Regions from separate parts of the Homo sapiens genome. Here region 1 is linked to region 2. The links are chromatin loops, found by intact Hi-C in ENCODE. Cell type or tissue: heart right ventricle. All regions are shown on one strand.

Region 1 (8,000 bases), 380 kb after region 2:
GGCTTGGGCAAAGATTAGAAGGGTGAATTGGAAGCAGTGATGTGAGACAGATGAGATGATATGAATGAGATGAGGCAGGCGCTTCGATGGCCAGGATGACCAGGATATAGCAATAGAGAAGCAAGAAAGAATAGTCAAAAGGGTCTTGGTCTTTATTTTAAGAGCCCAGGAAGCCACTGAAGATCTTTGAGACGGGAGATGACAGGATCAGATTTGCTTATGAAAAAATTGCTTACAAAAACACAGAGGCTGTTTCATGGACACTAGGAGATCAGCTGAGGCCCTTAGGAGCCTATTACTGTATCCAAGCTAAGGATGTTCATGTCTTGGAATGTGGATGGTGATAGTGAAAAAAAGAAGCAGACAAATTCAAGATATATTTAGGAGATAAAATGTCCAGGGCTTGATCATGAATTGGGTACATATGGGTGTGAGAGAAGGGAGGTGTTCAGAGTTGAGTCCTAGGATTCCAGCTTGCTCAGCTAGGGGGTGCCATCTATTGAAAGGTAAGGAAGCAGAGTTTTAGAGGAGGCAAGAGAAGGTTGGGTCAGATCACAGGTGAGAAGATTACCCTTGAACAGGAGAGACTAATTGAGGTGGATGCAGGTGAGTTCCTAGGTGCTATGGTAGGAAGGCGAGGAGGTTAGCGGCAGCAGGATCTGTTTTCTCTGTGTGATAGAAAATGATGTCTCCTAACTAAGATCAGTGAAGGTGGAATGAGAATAGTGTGATGTTTGGATATAATTAATTCTGGGACTTTTTTTGTGTCAACTTTTCTCCAAGTACCTTAAAAGACATTTGTGGCTGGGTGCAGTGGCTCACGCCTGTAATCCCAGCACTTTGGGAGGCTGAGGTGGGTGGATCACCTGAGGTCGGGAGTTTGAGACCAGCGTGGCCAAAATGATGAAACCCTGTCTCTACTAAAAATACAAAAATTAGCAGGTGTGGTGGTGCACGTCATGCTAGAGTAAGATCATCACTGCCAACTCAGGTCTAGCCACTGGGATAGGTAGCTTCCTAGTAGAAGAGGAAGTCTTTTCAATTTTGCTTATTCTGTTCCAGAAATATGTCCCCAGTAGCATATTTCCAGAATAGTCTGGCTCCGTCTACCTGCTTGGCCAGTGAATTCCCCATGGACTCACGGACATTCCCGTGATCCCTTACCATGGGGAGAGAGCCAAGTTGCAAACCCTCTGGGAGCAGTGCTCCCTGCCCCTCCCCTTCCCCCAGCACCAGCAGCTGACATCACATGCAGGTACAGCTTCATCCTCCTTGTCTGAGGACAAAGGAGGAGAGGAAACTCACCAAGTGCCCAGAGCTCTGCCAGATGTTGAAAGATGGAGGAGGGCTTCATTTGGAGCTGTGGCTTGGGCAGGAGGCAGAGGGGATCTCGGTAACGCAGGACCCCAGGCTTGCCCACCCTGGGCCCTCCATCTGCCTGTGTTTTATATTGAACCACACGGAGGGGAGAGCTTATGTGCAGGAGCCCACAGTTGACAGCTGGGGTAGCTGCAAGGGCAGCAAGTCCACGCAGCTCCAGAGTGAGCCCCCAGCCCTTGAGGTCCCAGCTGCCATGTGGCCAGCCCTCCCCTGAGCCCAGCATGGTGCAGAATCTACAGCCAGAGACCGTCTCTTGCAGCACTGCTGTAAAGCAGGCTTGTCACTACCACGTCTCCTCCCTGAGGAAGAAGCTGGCCTTTCTGCGAGCCAAGTAGGTGGTGGGGACCCTGGAGATTAGGTTTGGGATTGCCTGGGTTGGCTCCCATGTTTGGAGATATTGTAGGTCCCTGCCCAAGAGGGACACTCGGTGATCCATTGCAAGAGGCTGAAGGGAAAGGCCAAGGGGTATGGGTGGCTGGGATGTTGACTGGGAGACTGAGTCTGTGCCTCACTGTGTGCCTCCCAACGAGGTGCCTTGGCCTCCGGGTCCTTCTTCATAACTGGCCAGGGACCATTACTTTTCTCCTTTATGATAAGTTGCTCCAGTCCATAAAGAACTTGGAAATCCTGAGAAAGGTGCGGTAGGGAACAGTGTAGTCTGCCTGTGTAGCATCCCCTGGACAGGGGCGCTGGCGTCTCTGGGGTGTGGATCATTCTCTTCCACTTACAGAGACCTAAGCAGTAGGTGTTTGGGGCCATTGCTGTGTGTTCATTTCTATATCACCTCGTCGGGCACTTTGGTCTGACTCCAGAATTATTTGAGCATGCATCAGATGTGGGGTGCTTTTTCCTAAAACAGCCCCCATACCTGGCAGATGGGCTGCAGTGGCTCCTGGCTGAATCTGCCCTGCCCTCTTGGCCTCTGTAACTAGAAGAAGGAGATTTCCTGGAGGAGGAAGAGGTTCCAGCCCCTAAGGTTAGAATTAAATTTGAAGGCTGACAGGCATTCAAGAGAGAGGATCATGTAAACTTATGGGCAGGTTTGTGTGTTTTTGCTTTTGTTTTGGCGTAAAGAGAAACATCACTGAGAAAGATGGAATGAATGAAGTGAGGAGAGAAAAGGAAGGAGAAAGGCAGAAAGAGGGGCCAAATGGATTTCAGAGGTAGGGAGAGGCTAGAGGCAGTAGGTGGCTTAACCTCAATCCTCTCTCTCTCTCTGTCTCTCTCTTTCACACATACACACACACACACACACACACACACACACGCATAGGCATAGATGCCTGTGATTGTTTAGCTGTCTATTGACAAGGGTTTCTCATGGCTAAAGTTTTGGGGCTGGTGAGCAAAGACTGTGTCCCTCTCTGATTAGATGACTTCTCTGGTACCGATATTCAGCGCTGTGCCTTGCACACAGTAGGTTCTCAACAGATAATGGTAGAATAAGGAAGTCTCTGATCCTGTGATGTGGTGCAAGGACAAGATTCAGTAATGGCTGCGGGGAACTCAGGTTTTGGAGACCAAAATACCTTAGTTTAAATTCCAGCTCTGCCACATCCTGGCTGTGGTGCTTTTGCAAAAACATTTCATCCTCTCTGAATGTTTCCTTTCTGAAAAATGAAGATAATTGTACTTACTTTATGGAGCTTGTGGGGATTGAACTGAGATAAAATAAGAAAGGCACTTAGCACTGTGTCTGGACGTAGCACACAGTAAGTGGCAGCTTGTGTCACTGTCAGCAAATAGTAGGCCTGGGCTTAGCCTGCAAGGGGTGTGGAGAGTGAGTTTTGAGCAGGAGGTTTGCAAACTTATTAAGGGAAGCCACACATGAATCCATGAGAAGTAATGTTTGACTTCCCAGTTGCCAGGGGAAGCCAGTTATATAAACTCTGGTCCTCACTGTCCTGGTGAGAGACAGCTGCCTTGAGGGTGGGGTGAAAAGCCCAGAGTGGCAGTTGTGTGGACGGGCTTCCAGACCTACCCGCAGGCAGCCCACTCGAACTCCATGTGGAACGTGGGCCCAGAAGGTGTTCAGCTTGTTCCAGCTGATTAGGAAGAGGGTCCCATCTCAGAAGAGGCTCACTTTGATTAAATTCTGCAGTGGAAGTGTCCCTTTGTAAACAGCTTCAGTAGAGGCCCCAGATGTTCCTATTGTTCAGATCCCAGGAACAATGTTGTTAATAGTGGTGCTGTTGGTGGAGAGGAAGACCTGAGTTCTTCCTCCCTGTTAGTGACTCATCACTCGAACTGCTCTCAGCTCAGATTCCTCACCTGGGAGCTGTCACATCTCAGAGAGGCTGCCTCTTACCCCTTTGTCCCAGTAGGGTTTCTCTCCCTCACTTGCATCAAAATAAATGGCTTATTTTCCATTTTAGCATTAATCACATTATAATTGTATTTATTTGTTGACTTGATCATTGTCTGTCTCCCCAACTAGTCCCTAAATTGCATGAGAGCAGGGACCATCTTTGTTTTATTGTGTCCGCAACACTTAGCACAGTGCCTGGCACATAATCATACTTAACTACTTACTAAATGAGTAAATGAACCAATGAATAACCATATACGACTTTTTGTTAATGCTGACATTCTAGGATCATGGAATTTCGTGACTGTAGCCCAAATGGAGGGCAAAGACTGACCTTTACACATCTATTAACCTTTTTAAACTTTTCATGCTCATGGAAATGTTTTGATCTGTGACCACCTCTCACATGTTCCCCTTTCTCTGATCCACCTGCACATATGCTTAGGGGGTCACATGGTCTTGTGGAAGACAGCACTTAAGGCCTTTTTTTTTTTTTTTTAGGTCTGAGCTAAGCTCTGACTTTTGAGGGCAGGGCAAAGAAGCAAGTGAGTGCTCCTGTCTTGCTCCTGCTTCCCCAAGTTCCCAGCTTAGAGCTCCTCTTTAGCAGTCCTGGCTGCTTCTGTGGCTGTCAGCAGAACTGTCTGCAGGTGTAACCATCACCTGCTCTGTTTCTCCTACTCTAGCCCTTCTTCTTTGTGCCTGAGAAAGGGGGGTTGTTAATTATAGCTCAGCAAACTCCTCTTATCTTTGCTGATGCCATAGTTGGGATTTAGATTTGGACAACTGGCAGGATGGATGGTAATTTTTATTCCCCAGCTTCCCTACTTCCTGCTGGGAGAAATTCCATCCTCCTACCAGCCTCAGCGAAGAAGGAATGTGAGTGGGTGGCAACTCGGGGGCTCAAAACAGAGAGTCCGATCTTAGGCTTGTCCTGCTCTCTGCTGCATTCTTTGCCTCCCTTGTACTCCAGGGTTGAGATGAAGTCAGGGGATAAACTGCTGGGTTCTCTTTTCAATCACTCACTGATTAATCATGTAAGCTCGGGAGAGCTCTTTACTACTCCTAACTTGCTCTTCTAGGTATTGAGGAAGTCATTGTACCAGAAGTTGATGCTCCGGCTTGGATTCAAACACCTATCACTAAAATTGTTTGAGCACATACCATATGTATATATACATACACACACACACACACACACACACAGACACACATACACACACACATAAATTATGTGTGTACTTCTGTACTAAATATTTTATGTATACTGTAATATAATGAAACAAATTTTAATAAGATGGAATAAACATAAATATAAATACAAGCCCTAATATGCTTTTTAAAAAATTAAAAAAATTCCATGGATACATAGTAGGTGTATATGTTTATGGGTTACATGAGACACTTTAATACAGGGATGTAATAGTCACAGCATGGAAGATAGGGTGTCCATCCCCTCAAGCATGTATTCTTTGTGTTACAAACAATTCAGTTATACTCTTTTAGTTATTTTAAAATGTACAATGATTATTGACTATAATCACCCTGTTGTGCTATCAAATACTAGGTCGCATTTTTTCTATTTTTTCTGTACCCATTGATCAGCCCCACTTCCCCCCACTTTTCCACTACCCTTCTCAGCCTCTGGTAACCATTCTTCTACTCTCTTTCTCCATGAGTTCAATTGTTTTGCTTTTTAGTTCCCCCAAATAAGTGAAACCATGCGAAGTTTGTCTTTCTTCTTCTTTTTTTTTTTTTTGTCTTTTCTTGTTTTTTATTTTTTGTGCATCGGTTGTGTGTTTTTTTGATTTGAGGTCACTATGAGGCTTGCAAATACTATCTTATAACCCATTATTTTAAACTGATGACAGCTTAACACTGATTGCATAAACAAACTAACAAACAAAAACAAATAAAAACTCTACACTTTAATTTTGCTTTTTAGCTTTCTGTTGTTCTTTATGTCTTATTGTACTTTCTGCGTCTTGAAAAGTTGCCATAGATATTATTTTTGATTGGTTCATCATTTAGTCTTTCTATGGAAGATAAGAGTACATTATACAACACAATTACAGTGATATAATATTCTGTGTTTTTCTGTGTACTATTACATGTGAGTTTTCTACCTTTAGATGATTTCTTTTTGCTCATTAACATCCTTTTCTTTCAGATTAAAGAACTCCCTTCAGCATTTCTTATAGGACAGGTCTGGAGTTGATGAAATCCCTCAGCTTTTGTTTGTCTGGGAAGGTCTTTATTTCTCCCTTGTGCTTAAAGGTTACTTTCACCAGATGTACTATTCTAGGGTAAAAGGTTTTTTTTTTCCTTCGGCACTTTAAATATGTCATGCCACTTTTTCCTAGCTTGTCAGGTTTGCACTGAGAAGTTTGCTGCCAGATGTATTGGAGTTCAATTGTATGTTGTTTCTTTTCTCTCGCTGCTTTTAGGATCCTTTTTTAAAATCCTTGGCCTTTGGGAATTTGACTACTAAATGCCTAAGCTAGTCTTCTTTGGGTTAACTCTGCTTGGTGCTCTATAACCTTCTTGTACTTCAATATTGATATCTTTCTCTAGGTTTGAGAAGTTCTGATATCATCCCTTTGAATAAGCTTTCTACCCCTATCTCTTTCTGTAAGGCCAATAACTCTTAGATTTACCCTTTTGAGGCTGTTTTCTAGATCTCGTAGGCATGCTTCATTGTTTTTTATTCTTTTGTCGCCTCTAACTGTATTTTCATATTTCATATAGTCTGTCTTCTAGTTCACCAATTCTTCCTTCTGCTTGACCAGTTCTGCTATTAAGAGAGTCTGATGCATTCTTCAGCATGCTAGTTGCATTTTCCACCTCTAGAATTTCTGCTTAATTCATTTTAATAATTTCAATCTCTTTGTTAAATTTATCTCATAGAATTCTGAATTCCTTCTCTGTGCTATGTTAAATTTCTGAATTTCTTCAAAACAGCTATTTTGAATTCTCCGTCTGAAAAGTCACATATCTCTGTTTCTCCAGGACTGGTCCTTGGTGCCTTATTTAGTTTGTTTGACGAGGTCATGTTTTCCTAGATGTGGTGTTGATGCTTGTAGATGTTCTTTGGTGTCTGTGCATTGAAGAGTTAGGCATTTATTGTAGTCTTCACAGTCTTGGCTTGTTTGTGCTTATTCTTTTTGTGAAGGCTTTTCAGGTATTTGAAGGCATTTGGCCCCCAAACCAAATAATGTTGTGGTTCTTGTCTACTCATGGAGGTGCCACTTTGGTGGTCTTGGAGAACATCAAGAAGAATTCTCTTGATTGCCATGCAGAGACTCTTGTTCTCTTCCCTTACTTTCTCCCAAACAAATGCAGTTTCTCACTGTGGTTAGCCTCCTGGAACTGAGAGTAGGGAAACAGAAGCACCCCTGTCGCCACCACCATGGGGACTGCACTGGTTCAGACCTGAGGCCAGCACACTATTGAGTCTCACTCAAAGCCTGCTGTAACCATGACCTGGCTACCATGTAAGTTCACTCAAGATCCTAGGGCTCTACAATCAGCTGGTGACAAAGCCAGCCAGGTTTATGGCCCTCCCTTCAGGGCAGCAAGTTCCCCTAGGCCCCAGATGAGTCCAGAGATGCTGTCTTAGAGCCAGGGATTGAAGTAAAAAACCTTAGAAATTTACCTGGTGTTCTATTCTACTGCAGCTAAGCTGGCAGCCAGGTGCTGTGGCTCACGCCTGTAATCCCAGCACTTTGGGAGGCTGAGGCAGGCGGATCATGAGGTCAGGAATTTGAGACCAGCCTGGCCAACACAGTGAAACCCCGTCTCTACTAAAAATACAAAAATTAGCAGGGCATGGTGGTGGGTGCCTGTAATCCCAGCTACTCAGGAGGCTGAGGCAGGAGAATCGCTTGAACCCGGGAGGCAGAGGTTGCAGTGAGCCAAGATTTCGCCACCACTCCCCAGCCTGGGCGGTAAAGCTAGAATCTGTCTCAAAAAAAAAAAAAAAAAAAAATGGTAAGCTAAGCTGGCATATAAACCACAAGAAAAAGTTCTTCCCACTCTTCCCTCCCCCTTCCCGGCCAGAGGAGCCTCTCCCTGTGGCCACCACCACCGGCCAACAGGGGGTTTTGCCAGGCCACTGCTGATGTTCACTTAAAGTCCAAAGACTTTTCATTCCGCTTGTGATGAATGCTGCCAGGCCTGGGACCCACCCTTCAGGGCAGTGAGCTCCCCTCTGGTCCAGAGCAGGTCCAGAAATGCTGACCACGAGCCTTGAACTGGACCTGGGGACCCCAAGAGCCTGCTTGGCGCTCTTCCTCACTGTGGTCAAGCTTGTACT
Region 2 (8,000 bases):
TTGTTGTACCAGTTGAAATCAAGTTGTGGATGGCATGACACTAAGTCTAAATGTTGCAGTGCACATCTCCTAAAAATAAGCATGTTATTCCTCACAACAACAGCCATCTTAGCACACCTAAGAAAATTGATAATATTGTAGAGAAGGTCATTCCTGACGAGCAATTAAGGAAGACTGCAGTGAGTAAGGATGGAGGTAGTTCTGGAGAGACAGGCATGTTTTTACCACACAGAGGGAGGGAAAAGAATTCTAGACGGAGGGAGCACCTGGAAGCTAATGGCACCACCTGTCCTCTCCGATCAGCTCCCCCTAGCCTCCCTTGTCACGAACTAGTGAAGTTCCTCTGCCATTTGCTTTCCCAATCCCACACCCAGCCCAACCCCAGAACCTCTCCAGTCCACTCCTTTTATGAGAGTCTTCAGAAGAAGAAGACCATATTTACTATGAGCTGCTAAATCCCTGACATTTTACTGTCTTTTTAAATACAAACATATATTTGGTACTTAAACAGTTTAAAGCCTAAAGCCAAAGGAATGAAGCTTGCAAGTTATCAGTGGAATTTCAGACATCTGGGAGTCAATACAGTGCCTAGTTATCTCCTCCCACCCCTCCAAGGAGGATATTTGTTCCTAGAGTCCTTAATATTAGGGGTGTGGATACAAGGACCCAGGTGACAGCCTGAGCTTTGGGCTTCAGTCAGGGGGGCCGGATATTGAGCTTCTACCTCCTTCCCAGCCTGTGGGTTGGTTTTAGGGGAGGAGAAGGATGGGGAAAGGGAATGAGGGAAAAGGGAGAAGGTGAGGGAAAGGAAAGGAAGAGGAAGGGAAGTGGGGGATGGGAGAAGGAAAAAGGAGGAGAGTGGGAGGGAGGAGAATGAGGAAAAGGGAGAACCTGACACTGATGGAAGATAGTTGGAGAAGTTTTCAGATTAAACACAAACTGATTAAAAATGATCAACTTGGCTGGGCGCGGTGGCTCATGCCTGTAATCCCAGCACTTTGGGAGGCTGAGGCGGGCGGATCACCTGAGGTCGGGAGTTCGAGACCAGCCTGACTAGCATGGAGAAGGAGAAACCCTGTCTCTACTAAAAATACAAAATTAGCAGGTTGTGATGGCGCATGCCTATAATCCCAGCTACTTGGGAGGCTGAGGCAGGAGAATCGCTTAAACCCAGGAGGCGGAGGTTGCAGTGAGCCAAGATCACGCCATTGTACTCCAGCCTGGGCAACAAGAGTGAAACTCTGTCTCAAAAAAAAAAAAAAAAAAAAAGAAAGAAAGAAAAAAAATGGTTGAGTTGCCTCCCTTCCCCTCTGTGAAAAACTGTCTCAGTAGGAACTTTGCAAGTGTTTATCCACATTAAAAAACTGCACTGAGCTTTTCACCTATCAGGCAAGGATGGTGTTAAGAATACAAAGGTGATGATAGTCTCTCCTACTCCTTCAAATCCTTCAAAAGAGGATCGTTGACACCTGATATTAATTTAACAATGAACAATTAACTGATTCAACTGCATGATCTCATGTGAACCCGTGACTCAAATGTTATCATTTGTTATCGATCTGAGCCCGTGAGAGCCAATGTTATCAACTCTTTTAGAGAAGAGAAGACTGAGGATGACCACACAGCTAAGGCCACACTGCCGATATTCCATCACTAGTTTTTATTATTTTTCCTTCCCCACACCGAAGATGATTGTCTTTTCCTTGAAACCGGCAGATTGGAAACACAGAGATCATGTTTGTAAATGTGGATGGCACAGAGCTAGGTAGCAGAGCTAATCTGGTTGGACACACCTGAGGTACATAGTTATCCTGCTGGCTGGGATTCTGACCCAAAGCAAGAAGAAATTGAATGGAAGCAAATGTTAAAGTTTCAGTGAGACACAAGTCCAGGGTGGGAAAGACCTGGAGGACATGGGGAACCAAGAGATTTATTGACCACCAGTATGATGTGGCCGCATTTATAGAGGTTCGATGTTCCAAACACCGAGTAACATCTCCATTGTACTTTATACTAGCCAACCTAGCATATCCAGAGCAACTGTGTTCAGTTTTAGATGCTGAAAACTGGGAAGGACATTGACAAAAAGGGGCATTCGGGGAGTCATGACCGGCAAATGATAGGGTGAGAAAAATATATGAGGAACAGCTAATGCAGTTATAGGTGAACAAATTATGAAGATGGAAGACCAAGGGGCAGCATTGTAGCTACCTTCCATCATTTAAAAGGCCACAAAACAAGTAATAGGTTTACTGCATTTTGTTCCTTTGGTCAGAATTACGGAATCATTATGGTGCCTAGTTATTTCCTTCCATCCCTCCAAAGGGGATATTTCTTCCTGGAGTCCTTGAAATAAGTGGTGTTGCCCATGCGATGGCTCACGCCTGTAATCCCAGCACTTTGGGGGGCTGAGGTGGGCAGATCACAAGGTCAGGAGTTCGAGACCAGCCTGCCCAACATGGTGAAACCCCGTCTCTACTAAAAACACAAAAATTAGCCGGCCGTGTTGGCAGGCACTTGTAATTCCAGCTACTTGGGAGGCTGAGATGGGAGAATCGCTTGAACCCGAGAGGTGGAAGTTGCCATGAGCCCTGATTGTGTCACTGCACACCAGCCTGGGTGACAGAGCGAGACTCCGTCAGAAAAAAAAAAAAAAAATTAGCCAGGTGTGGTAACTCCTGCTTGTAATCCCAGCTACTAGGGAGGCTTAGACAGGAGAATTGCTGGAACTCAGGAAGTGCAGGCTGTAGCGAGCCAAGATCACAACACGGCACTCCAGCCTGAGCAACAGACCGAAACTTCTCAAAGAAAAAAAAATGGTGTTGGTACAAAGACCAAGGTGACAACCTGAGCTGCGGGCGTCAGTCAAGGGGGGCCGGATATTGAGCATCTACTTCCTTCCCAGTCTGTGGGTTAGTTTTAGAGGAGGAGAAAGATGGGGAAAAGGAGTGAGGGAAAAGGGAGAAGTTGAGGGAAAGGAAGGAAAGGGCTTATGCCATTTGGGCTTAATATGTTGACTGACTCTGTAACAGCGCTGTCTGATAAGAGAAAGAGCTCTACTGTTTAGTGAGTTTTCCATTACTGGAGTCATTCAAATGAGAGTGTGTGAGTAGCTGTAAAGGGGTCCTTATATGTGGATGTTAAACCCAATATTTAATGTCTTTTCTAACTATAATATTCTATGAACTACTAATAATTATGAGTGCTCAGTATATTCAAGGCCCTGTCTTAGTTGAATGTGATGCGAAATATAAAATACAAGTGTAAAATACTGTCGGTGTATTTTGTCACCATCAGTGAGCGCTTACACAATTTATACAAAAGGTCTAGTTTTGTGCCATTGTGTGTGTGGTTTTTGTGTGTGTGTGCCTCAGCTGGAGTGCAGTGGCACGATCTGGGCTCACTGCAACTTCTGCCTCCTGGGTTCAAGTGCCTCAGCCTTCCAAGTAGCTGGGATTACAGATGCACACCACCACACCCAGCTCATTTTTGTGTTTTTAGTAGAGACGGAGTTTCACCGTGTTGGCCTGGCTGGCATGGAACTCCTGACCTCAGGTGATCGGCCCACCGCAGCCTCCCAAAGTGCTGGGATTACAGGTGTGAGCCACCATGCCCGGCCATAGTTTTGTTCCATTATTAACATGACTTTTCAAGATTGTTGAAGGGACTTTTCAAGATTGTTGAAGCGCTTTTTCAAAGAACTGAAAAGAACTGGCCCATCCAACTACAGCATTTCTTTCCTTTCTGTTGCTCTTTTAATCCACAAGGGGGCAGAATTTACTTAGGGAGGATTAGCCAGGCCTCACCTTTAAGGTAGTTATTCTTAGTAACAAGGATTCTAATGGACAAAGAATGACAGACTACTTTGGATTTAAGCTTATAAGCACTTTGCTGCCATTTGTGGTTATGTGCTAAATTTCCAACCACGTGCATTGAATGTTCAAAGGCCCATGGAAAAAATGAAAATCTTAGAAAATACGGTTAGGCATTTGAGAGGAACTTTTCCCAGGAAATAGAAACGTACACTACTTTAATAACTTAAGATCACTGTTTTAACTTATTCCAACTGAAGCAGATGTTTACTTTGTTTGTCTAAGACCAAAAAAGACTTATTTATTTTTTTAGAGACGGTATTTCACCATGTTGGCCAGGTTGGTCTTGAACTCTGGGTCTCAAGTGATGCCCCTGGCTCGGAAAAAAACTTATTTTAATTGTGGAATTTATTATGAAACAAATCAATTCATCAGATGTGGTCAACTATGGCCTCTAGATAGTTAATAAGAAAAGGCAACGAGGAACGGAACACGTCTGCCCCAATGGCTTCAGGGAGATTAAGGAATTGGCAAAATAACTCTGAAGGCTCTTTCAAGCTTAAAGTTTAGTTTTTGTTCTAGGCCAGTAAATTACGAAACCCTGGAATGCTCTGACTATATGTAATGTAGAATCTCAAGCTTGGGCAGGCCCACAGAAGGTCATTTGGTCACTATCTTGCCTTCAGGCCAATTTCTTTCTTTCTTTTTCTTTTTCTTTTTTTTTTTTTTTTGAGACGGAGTTTTGCTCTTGTCGCCCAGGCTGGAGTGCAGTGGTGTGATCTCGGCTCACGGCAACCTCCGCCTCCAGGGTTGAAGTGATTCTCCTGCCTCAGCCTCCCAAGTAGCTGGGATTACAGGTGCCCGCTACCACGCTTGGCTAATTTTGTGTTTTCAGTAGAGATGGGGTTTCACTATGTTGGTTAGGCTGGTCCCGAACTCCTGACCTCAGGTGAGCCCCCCCACCTCGGCCTCCCAAAGTGCTGGGATCGCAGGCGTGAGCCGCTGTGCTCGGCCATCTGCAGGCCAATTTCATATTTAAAACTAGGCAGCTGAAATGTATCAAGTTATTTACATTCTCTTATTGTCACTGGGGATCTGAAATCACGGCAAAACGGTTCCAAGATCTTGACAGGTCTGTTAGTACCCATTTTTTTTTTTTTTTTTTTTTGAGACGAAGTCTCGCTCTGTCACCCAGGCTGGAGTGCAGTGGCGCAATCTTGGCTCACTGCAAGCTCCGCCTCCCGGGTTCACGCCATTCTCCTGCCTCAGCCTCCTGCATAGCTGGGACTACAGGTGCCCGCCACCACGCCCTGCTAATTTTTTGTATTTTTAGTAGAGACGGGGTTTCACCGTGTTAGGCAGGATGGTCTCGATCTCCTGACCTTGTGATCTGCCCTCCTCGACCTCCCAAAGTACTGGGATTACAGGCGTGAGCCACCACACTCACCCAGTACCCAATTTTTAATTATTGTATATCATAACATATTCAAGGATACTGATGCTACAACATTTTCTTAAACACCCCTTATGCTTCCAGTTGTGGGTACCACAAATTAGCAGGTACATTGACAAAATAATTGGCACCCAGAGGTGAGTAACCTGGAGTGCATATTTGTTCAATAAATGTGAGCAGCACCTGTTACCATTCTAGGTGCTGCCAGGGATACAGAAATGAATGACATTGTCTTTTGTGTATCAAGAGATCACAATCAAATAGAGACACAAAACAGGCACCCAGTTCAAGGCAGTGTACGATCGTCAGTATTGTGTAAGAGTCAAACTGTTTTAGGAATTTAGTGGAGGAAGATCACTAATGTGATCAGGGATGGCTTCATAGTAAAAGAAATGTTTATCCCAGACCTTGAAGAGTACGTTAGAATTTTAGCAGCTATACCTGGCAGGCGATGACCTTCCAGACTGAATGGCAGCCTTAGTGATTAGCAAACCAGTTGCCAAGCTGACTTCTGCGTTTGGCAGATCGGAACATCACTGTGGACCCTTCGTCCTGATAGGTTCTCAAAGTCTGGTGGTGGGAAGGAGGATGGTCAGTAATAAAACATACTGTGCCTGGAAGCTGCACTGCTATTCTACAGACTGGGGGTTGACTATTTGGGAGTAATGTTTTGTGTTGATTTCTCCAGTAATAATTGTCAGGATAAGGATAACAATCTGGTCCACAAAGATCACTCCACCATTCAGAAATACAGCAGGTACCTCTCTGAATTCTGTCCTTGATAATATGCTATTTATGGTTCCATGCATGTATTCATGTTTACACATGCAGAAACACACACACACAACTGCTTGAACACCCTGGCAAGAATGCCTGTGCCAGTACACAGATCAGGCAAGAATGTATGCTTTTGATTCCGAGACTCTCAGAGATCCAGATCTCATGCTAACCTATTTCATTGACATGTCTATTTATAGTCGCTGTCTCGTTCCAAATGTGAAGTCGCTTTCTAAATCTAAATCTTTTATTACCTTCGTCAGAGAGATTCGAACAGAGGCAGAGGGGGCGGGAATTAAAAATAGACACAGACTTACTATGAAAAAGAAAATAATCGATTGTTAGGGATCCATGGCCAGGAAGAATTGAGATTATGTTGATAATTAAAATCCACTGACAAATCCTCAATTCAGCCTTTAGTTTTATCCTGCCCCTTCCACTTTCCTATCAAAGCTAATAACGAAGAGAGAAGATGACTGGTTTGAACTTCATCCCTGCTCCTCTCATTCACTCTCCCTAAGGAGGGGCAGAAGAGCCATGAAACAAAGAATTGAAGGAGCTGCATTTTCTTTCCCTCCCTCCCTCCCTCCCTCCCTCTCTCCCTCCCTTCCTTCCTTCCTTTTTTTTTTTTTGAGATGGGGGAGTCTCACTGTGTTGCCCAGGCTGGTCTTGAACTCCTAGGCTCAAGCAATTCTTCCTCCTTGGCCTTCCAAAGGGCAAGGATTACAGGCGTGAGACACCACTCCCAGCCCTGCATTTTCTACTCACAGGAAAATCATGTCCTACATGATAAAAATCACAGATAGTACAAATTTGGCAACCTATAATTTTTAAAACCCCCAAATGTAACACTTCTTAATAATAGTAATTTTTGAGGACTTATTATGTGCAAAGCATTGGTACTTGATTTATATTCATTTCCATTTCTTCATCTTCTCAATAATCTTGTGAAGTAAGCACTATTATCTTCATTCTACAGACAGATACTGAAATGCAGAAAGATTAACTTGCCCAAGATCGCACAGATTACGAGGAATTGAGCCACTATTCTAATCCAGCCATTTAACTCTAAGACCTATACCCTGAACAGTATATTGGACTGCTACCCAGTATAGGTAGCTAACACAAATTTTTTGCTCTGGATTCCCCTTAAAGCTTTCACCTTCATGTTTTCTACTCTTGGTCATCTACAAAAAAGTATATATTGAGACAGGGTCTCGCTCTGTTGCCCAGGCTGAAGTGCAGTGGTGTGATCATAGCTCACTGCAGCCTGAATCTCCTAGGCTCAAGCGATCCTCCTGCCTCAGCCTCCTGAGCATCTGGAACTACAAGTGTGCACCAGCACACCTGGCTAATTTAAATTTTTTTTTTTTTGGTAGAGACAAGGTCTTGCTGTGTTGCCCAGGCTGGTCTCCAACTCCTGGGCTCAAGCGATCCTCTTTTCTAGGCTCTCAAAGTGCTGGGATTACAGGTGTGAGCCACTGCACCTGGCCTAGAAATGTTTTTCAATTTATTTTTCTTTACTTAGACTCCCATTTTTTACATATATATAAACTCACAGTCTTCTTTACTGTTATTTGGAATAGATTAAATATTATGATTCAACAATGGCATTTTAGAGTAGGCTTTCAGAAACTACATGTCATTAATGTAATGCTGATCAGAAACAAGTAGACACAAAAGAGTACATTCTATAGGATTCCATTCTATATGATTCCAGGGTACAGAAACAGAAAAAAAAAATCTGTGCTGTTAGAAGTCTAGGTAGTGGTTACTCCTGGAGTAAGCAGTAGTGAATATAAGGGAACATGGTGGGGCCTTCCAAGGTGCCGGTTCTATTTCTTGATTTGGGTGCTTGTTACTTGGGTGTGACCATTTCACGAAATTTGTTGAGCTCTTTATGATGGCTGTGTTCTTCTGTATGTATATTATATTTTATATTATCTATTGCTGCATAC

Evidence for each region. Peaks named below come from ENCODE experiments on the same cell type or tissue, not always from the same donor. Only the 100,000 strongest peaks of a DNase experiment are listed, where the experiment ranks them.
Region 1: a loop joins it to region 2, with 5 times the contacts of the local background. A loop is called at or near these places in 4 of 110 quality-filtered maps.

Annotation. Positions count from the first base shown.
Region 1 is chr11:123,490,249-123,498,248 of GRCh38, forward strand. The region is part of intron 2 of GRAMD1B (GRAM domain containing 1B); the gene reads left to right. Among named protein-coding and RNA genes, the nearest start is that of GRAMD1B, 64 kb to the left of the region's middle. RefSeq lists enhancers at 3,217-3,733, 3,734-4,250. In heart right ventricle, no CTCF peak of the experiment used is centred here; no DNase peak of the experiment used is centred here.
Region 2 is chr11:123,107,812-123,115,811 of GRCh38, forward strand. The region is part of intron 1 of CLMP (CXADR like cell adhesion molecule); the gene reads right to left. Among named protein-coding and RNA genes, the nearest start is that of HSPA8, 50 kb to the left of the region's middle. In heart right ventricle, a CTCF peak has its summit at 3,769 (motif pointing right); no DNase peak of the experiment used is centred here; H3K27ac peaks cover 569 bases; H3K27me3 peaks cover 1,305 bases.